2 separate regions of the Homo sapiens genome follow, and region 1 is linked to region 2. The links are chromatin contacts, found by Hi-C or POLR2A ChIA-PET in ENCODE. All regions are on one chromosome and are shown on one strand. The core of a region is the stretch at or near the end of the contact, and the rest is flanking DNA. Distances in the headings are between cores, read along the strand shown.

Region 1 (3,322 bases), core at 158-2,657, 63 kb after region 2:
GGTGTAGACATACAATGGAATATTACTCGTTCATAAAAAGAAACTCTGATACGTGCTACAATGCAGATGAACCTGGAAAACATTATATTAAGTGAAATAAACCAAATGCAAAAAGACAAATATTTTATGATCCCACTTATATGAGATACATAGAATAGTCAAATTCATAGACAGAATGCAGAATGCTGTTGCCAGGGGCTAGGAGCAGGGGGGAATGGGGAGTTACTGTTTAGTGGGTACAGAGTTGAGAAGATGAAAAAGTTCTGGAAATCGTGGTGATGGTTGCAACACATTGTAAATGCATTTCATGCCACTGAATTGTATACTTTTAAATGGTTAAAACAGTAAATTTTCTATTATGTATATTTTACCAATGAAAAAAACAACAGGGGCTGGTCATGAGAACCCCCTCCACTTTCCATTGTATTCTAACTTTCTAGATAATTTATATATGGAAATTGCTCTTATGATGAAATTATTTTTGGTTGATTGGCTACAATGATTAATTTTCAAATCCTAATAGGAAAATAAAAGAAATGAATTTACTCACCAAGTTCACCTCAACCTTAAAAGGGAGGGGTGAGAAATGAAGTCAGATGACCGAGACACTGATTCTTATCCTCAGAAACCACAGCTGTCACAGAGCGCTTTAATTTATTCATTGATTGGCTGTGAAAACCACAGCTAAATGTCTGAGGTGCAACTTCTCACCCAGAAAGTTCAATTACATCATGTGAAGAAAAGTGAAGCAATTTTTTCTATTGAGGGGATAATGGCAAGGGGAATCTGTTTTAAAATGAATTTTGGAGCATAAGCAGAATGTGGGGAGTGAGACTCAGACTGAAAAACTGAGAATGCCAGTGAACAACCACCTCGTATCTGGAGGATGAAGGGGTTGTTTTATTTTGAAGGAAATTTCAGCAGACAATAGGAATGAGATCCAAGGAATTCAACTAACCATGGAACCTGAGGTTTTACTGCCTGGATAATGCAGGCAACTGGCTGCTTGGGAGACTTAACACTGAATATTTCACAAATCCCATTTCAAAACATGTGTGTTAAGGTCACAATTTTGTGAAATGTCACATCTTCACTTCTTAGCACAAAGTTAAGAAGAGGTGGTTATTGGAAATAAAATGGGCCATAAATGGAAAGGAAAGTGAAAATTGCAGACTTCTGCCAATGTTTCGTACAGAATACAGCCTGTCCAAAGGAAAAAATATTTGCAATGTTTCTCGTTAACACACTGTATCAGAAATCTCTGCTTCTTGCTGAATTCTTATGCCCTAAATCACCTCTGCTAAGCTGGTTCCATTCCGACTCACTACTGGTTTTCTTCTCAATGAGTAATGTTAATTGGCCTCCTCTGAAAGTAAGGGGGATGGCTGCATTGATGAACAGCCTTATCTGTGGAGCACAGCCTCCCAGGACAGCCAGAAGAATTTGTAGTCTGTGCATTTGCAGCGTCAGCTGGGTTTTGCCTGGGCCTGACTCCTCCACTTCACACAGGGCCATGTAAACAGCCTCACTCGCCATCACTCACCTTGAAAGTTTCCCACAGCCCATTTTTGTATGTCCACCTCCTCGATCACAGACCATGCTGCAGTCCATTTGTTTTTTTCCACAGGTTCTCTCCTTTTGGAGGCTGCACATATATTTTTGGACAGAAATGGCTCCATTTTCCTTATTCTTGTTTTCTCTCTCTCGGCAACTTTTGCAATGGCTGCAGTGACAATGTTTATCTCGGGCCTCCCTGTTCATAAAAAGAGGCCCCCATTCCAGCCTGCTAAAAGCAGAAAGAAATCTCAACTTTCCCTACCTGATTTAGCCTTTTACGAGTTTTGGAACACAAGTTTGGAGTAAAAGAGAGTTGGGGCCAGGTGCAGTGACTCACGCCTGTAATCCCAGCATCCTGGGAGGCGAAGGTGGGCCAATCATTTGAGGTCAGAGGTTCGAGACCAGCCTGGCCAACATGGCAAAACCCCATCTCTACTAAAAATACAAAATAAATTAGCCAGGTGTGGTGGTGCATGACTGTAATCTCAGCTACTTGGGAGGCTGAGGTAGGAGAATCACTTAAACCTGGGAGACAGAGGTTTCAGTGAGCTGAGATCTCGCCACTGGACTCCAGCCTGGGCAACAAGCAAGACCCTGTCTCAAAAAAAAAAAAAAAAAAAAAAGAGTTATTTGGCTTCCCATTCCATCGTTTACTACTTGCCTCTGTCAAGTTCTTTAAACTCGCTATGCTTCAATATCCCTTTCCTATGAGATTAGTAAGACCTATCTCAAATAATTGTTGTAAGAATGTAATAAAATGGCATATGTCAAACTGCCAAAACCAGCTTAATATCTAAATGGTAGTTCAACCTCCTTATCAGTGGAGGCCTGTCGGTACATTGCTTGCCTTAGCAATTATATGAAAGATTTTGTTATCATTTGGTTTTCCATTTTGTTTCATTTTTAGTTGTTTAATTAAAGCCTTACATATCTCAAAAATATGTGTATGTATAAGGTATGAAGAATAACAACACAATGACTCATTAACCAGTTTAAGGACAAGAGAGTAACTATTACCTGTGAAGCATCTTGAGTCCCCTCATTTCATCCCCTCTCAGATAAACAATTATTTTTAATTTGAGGATCAACTCCCTTGCTTCTTTGTTTATACTTTTAACTTCATATTTGTATTCCTATGCACTATGACTAAATTAGCAATTTAAAATATTACATAATTGTAATCATACTGTGAGTAGTCATCTGAAATTTGCTTTATTCATTCAGTATTAGGTGTCATCTGCATTGCTGTGTGCAACTGTGATTCATTTGTTGCCACTGCTTTATAGTATTCTATCACACGAATATACCACAATTTCTTTAACCTTTCTACTGTCAGTGGAAATGATATTTTCTCCCAGATTTTTGATCTTACAGGGCTGTTATGAACAGTGTTACATGGGTCTTCCACTACACACACACACACACACACACATTTCTCCAAGGGATATCCTCAGAATGGAATGCCTAGATTATTGGATATGCATCTTTTCAAATTCACTCTAAATATTGCTAATTATTTTCTAAGTAGTTATAAGAATTCACAAATCCACAAACTGTATACAAGCAGTATATGTTCGAGTTGTCCCACATTCTCATCAAAATTTAACCTTTGTCTTATCTAAGAAATCTTACAACAAGTTCATAAAAATATTTTCCTACTTTGTCTTCTAAAAGTTTAATGATTTTGTCTTCTACCTGTAAGTGTTTACTCCACCCAAAATGGATTGTTAGGTAGTGTGCATATATTTACGGGGTACATGAGATA
Region 2 (3,142 bases), core at 122-2,621:
CAATGGTTGAACTAGTTTACAGTCCCACCAACAGTGTAAAAGAGTTCCTATTTCTCCACATCCTCTCCAGCACCTGTTGTTTCCTGACTTTTTAATGATTGCCATTCTAACTGGTGTGAGATGGTATCTCATTGTGGTTTTGATTTGCATTTCTCTGATGGCCAGTGATGATGAGCATTTTTTCATGTGTCTTTTGGCTGCATAAATGTCTTCTTTTGAGAAGTGTCTGTTCATATTCTTTGCCCACTTTTTGATGGGGTTGTTTTTTTCTTGTAAATTTGTTTGAGTTCATTGTAGATTCTGGATATTAGCCCTTTGTCAGATGAGCAGATTGCAAAAAATTTTCTCCCATTCTGTAGGTTGTCTGTTCACTCTGATGGTAGTTTCTTTTGCTGTGCAGAAGCTCTTTAGTTTAATTACATCCCATTTGTCAATTTTGGCTTTTGTTGCCATTGCTTTTTGTGTTTTAGACATGAAGTCCCTGCCCATGCCTATGTCCTGAATGGTATTGCCTAGGTTTTCTTCTAGGGTTTTTATGGTTTTAGGTCTAACATGTAAGTCTTTAATCCATCTTGAATTAATTTTTGTGTAACATGTAAGGAAGGGATCCAGTTTCAGCTTTCTACATTATGGCTAGCCAGTTTTCCAAGCACCATTTATTCAATAGGGAATCCTTTCCCCATTTCTTGTTTTTGTCAGGTTTTTTAAAGATCAGATTTTAAAGTACCTCAGGAATCTGATAAAAGGGTTTGGCTTGACTTCCCAGAAAACAGATAGCGGCAGGCTTTTTGAGCATAAGAGATTCCATGCTGAAAGTGATGTTTAAGGAAGCAAATTTGACAGAGGAAACTAGAGGCAGGATATCAGTGTCCTCACTGATTCCTCCATAATTCCTACCAACTCCTACCAACTCCTCACACAATACCAATGTCTGTTTCTTGTCCCAGTATAGCTTCTTGTAGAACCCCTTTTCACTTTCAAAGTGTCCTATTTGAATGATAAATTACAAGGTCATCTAGCTAAAAGACTAAATGTGAATTTTTTGTTTGTTTGTTTGTTTTTGGAGACAGGGTCTTGCTCTGTCACCCAGGTTGGAGTTCTGTGGCACCATCAGAGCTCACTGCAGCCTCAACCTCCCAGGCTCAAGCAATCCTCCAGCCTCAGCCTCCTGAGTCTAGGACTATAGGCATGTGTGTTTGTTTGTGTGTTTGTTTTTTGTTTCTTTTTCTTTTTTCTTTTCTCTTCTTTTTTTTTTTTTTTTTGTAGAGATGGGGTCTTACTGTGTTGCCCAAGTTGGTCTTGAACTCCTGAGCTCAAGCAATCTTCTCCCCTGGCCTCCCAAAATGCTGGGGTTACAGGTATGAGCCACCATGCCTGGCCAAGAATGTGAGCTTCTTGAGGGTCGGGACTGTGGCCTCTTTGCCTTCATGCCTGAAGCACACTGTCCCAGACACATGTAATAAGCATTTCACTATCTGTTGAAAAAAAAAACTAATGACTCTAACAAATGAATCAGAAAGCAGTTATGAAGGTAGCAGGAAATGGAAAATGATACAGTATTTATGAAAGCAGAGTTTCAAGGAGAAGACTATGAGTAACAGAATCCTGTTCCAAGGAAAGCAAGAACACTGGGAGAACAAAAATGAGCACAGGCTTCATGGAGACATGACTGACTCCCGGTCTGGGGTGAGGAAGGTATAAGGCAAGCCTGCAACATTCAGAGCTAACAAACAAGAAAGCACTGGAAGACGAAGTAGGCCTATGTTAAAGGACACAGGAGCTGGCTTAAAGGGGCCCCCACTGGCCACATTTGTGTTGATTTGAACATCAAAAAAAGAATAATGATGGCTTTGGATTATAAAACAGAAGGAAAAGGAAAAGAAAAAGAATTCCTGAATCCATATTGATACTGAACAAAAGGGAACAGGGGAAGCTCTTTTTTTTAAACATAAGAACACCAGTGAATGAGTATAGAAGGAATTCGAAAATGTCTACTTTGCCATCATCGATGCAATAATTGGTTGAAATGAGGCTTATCGATGCATGTTAAAACCATTGAAAGAAAAGTTGTTGGAATGGGAGATTTACATGGTCTCAAAACATGACTTGCAAAGCCATCCCTGAAAACTTTATGAAACTATTCAGGAAAGAAGGGAGGGGAAGAAATGAAAGTATGCCAAGCTTGCAGCACATTCAGCATTGATCACTAAGTCAGCTAACTCTCTGACCTGCTTCCTCATAGCTGTGTGGTGCCCATTGTCCTAGAATCACATAGACCCTGTCACAAGATTATAGTTCCCCTTAATTGCTTATAGATAACAACTTGAACATTACAAAACATTAATTTTTCCCTTTGAGATATTCCTTCATGTCCTGCATATCACCGAAGCTACTCTATCAGTTGGCCTGAAGGACCCCACGAGAAACTGACTCACCAAAGAATGCAGTTTCCATATCCTGTTAATTTCATTCCCCTTACCCCAAACAATCAACAACCCCAATTCTCTAGTCCCTTGCCCTCCAGAATCCCCTTAAAAACCGTAGCCCAGCAAGGCTCAGTGGCTCATGCCTGTAATCCCAGCACTTTGGGAGGCCAACGCAAGTGGATCACTTGAGGCCAGGAGTTCAAGGCCAGCCTGGCCAACATGACGAAACCCTGTTTCTACTAAAAATACAAAAATTAGCCAAGTGTGGTTGCATGTGCCTGTAATCCCAGCTACTTGGGAGGCTGAGGCACAAGAATCACTAGAACTCGGGAGGCAGAAGTTGCAGTGAGCCAAGATCACGCCATTGCACTGTAGCTGGGGCAACAGAGCAAGACTCTGTCTCCTTGGGGAGATGGATTTGAGGATCTCCTCCCATCTCCTCACTCGGCACCCTGAGATCATTAAACTCTTTCTCAACTGCAAACCCTGCTGTCTCACTGTAATGGTTCTGTCACTGCACAGCAGGCATACAAACCTGTTGGTCTTATAACACTTGTTAGTCACAAATAGGAAAAGATAGTTTTACAGTGGAGAAACTTGGCAGACAACATAGTAGCCAAAGTTAACCTCATGAATAACAAGACAAAATTAACATCATGATGTGATGCAACTGGAAGTACATGATGTTGTATATATGAAATTCTTGCCAAGACACA

Evidence for each region. A loop is a pair of places that touch in the nucleus more often than their neighbours do. ChIA-PET counts read pairs that join two places held with the same protein, here RNA polymerase II (POLR2A).
Region 1: a loop to region 2 is called in a map of left ventricle myocardium inferior, with 4 times the contacts of the local background. The contact joins two enhancer-like sites. A Hi-C loop is called at or near these places in 4 of 168 maps with a recorded cell type or tissue (Right ventricle myocardium superior, endothelial cell of hepatic sinusoid, left ventricle myocardium inferior and 1 more). POLR2A ChIA-PET finds 5 or more read pairs at or near these places in 1 of 52 experiments (MCF 10A).

The regions. Positions count from the first base shown.
Region 1 is chr18:61,763,909-61,767,230 of GRCh38, forward strand. No RefSeq gene overlaps it. Among named protein-coding and RNA genes, the nearest start is that of LINC01544, 17 kb to the left of the region's middle. Within about 2 kb of position 1,408, at least 2 of the 41 ENCODE cell types and tissues checked have a DNase peak (open chromatin) inside an H3K27ac peak, as active enhancers do.
Region 2 is chr18:61,700,631-61,703,772 of GRCh38, forward strand. No RefSeq gene overlaps it. Among named protein-coding and RNA genes, the nearest start is that of LINC01544, 46 kb to the right of the region's middle. Within about 2 kb of position 1,372, at least 2 of the 41 ENCODE cell types and tissues checked have a DNase peak (open chromatin) inside an H3K27ac peak, as active enhancers do.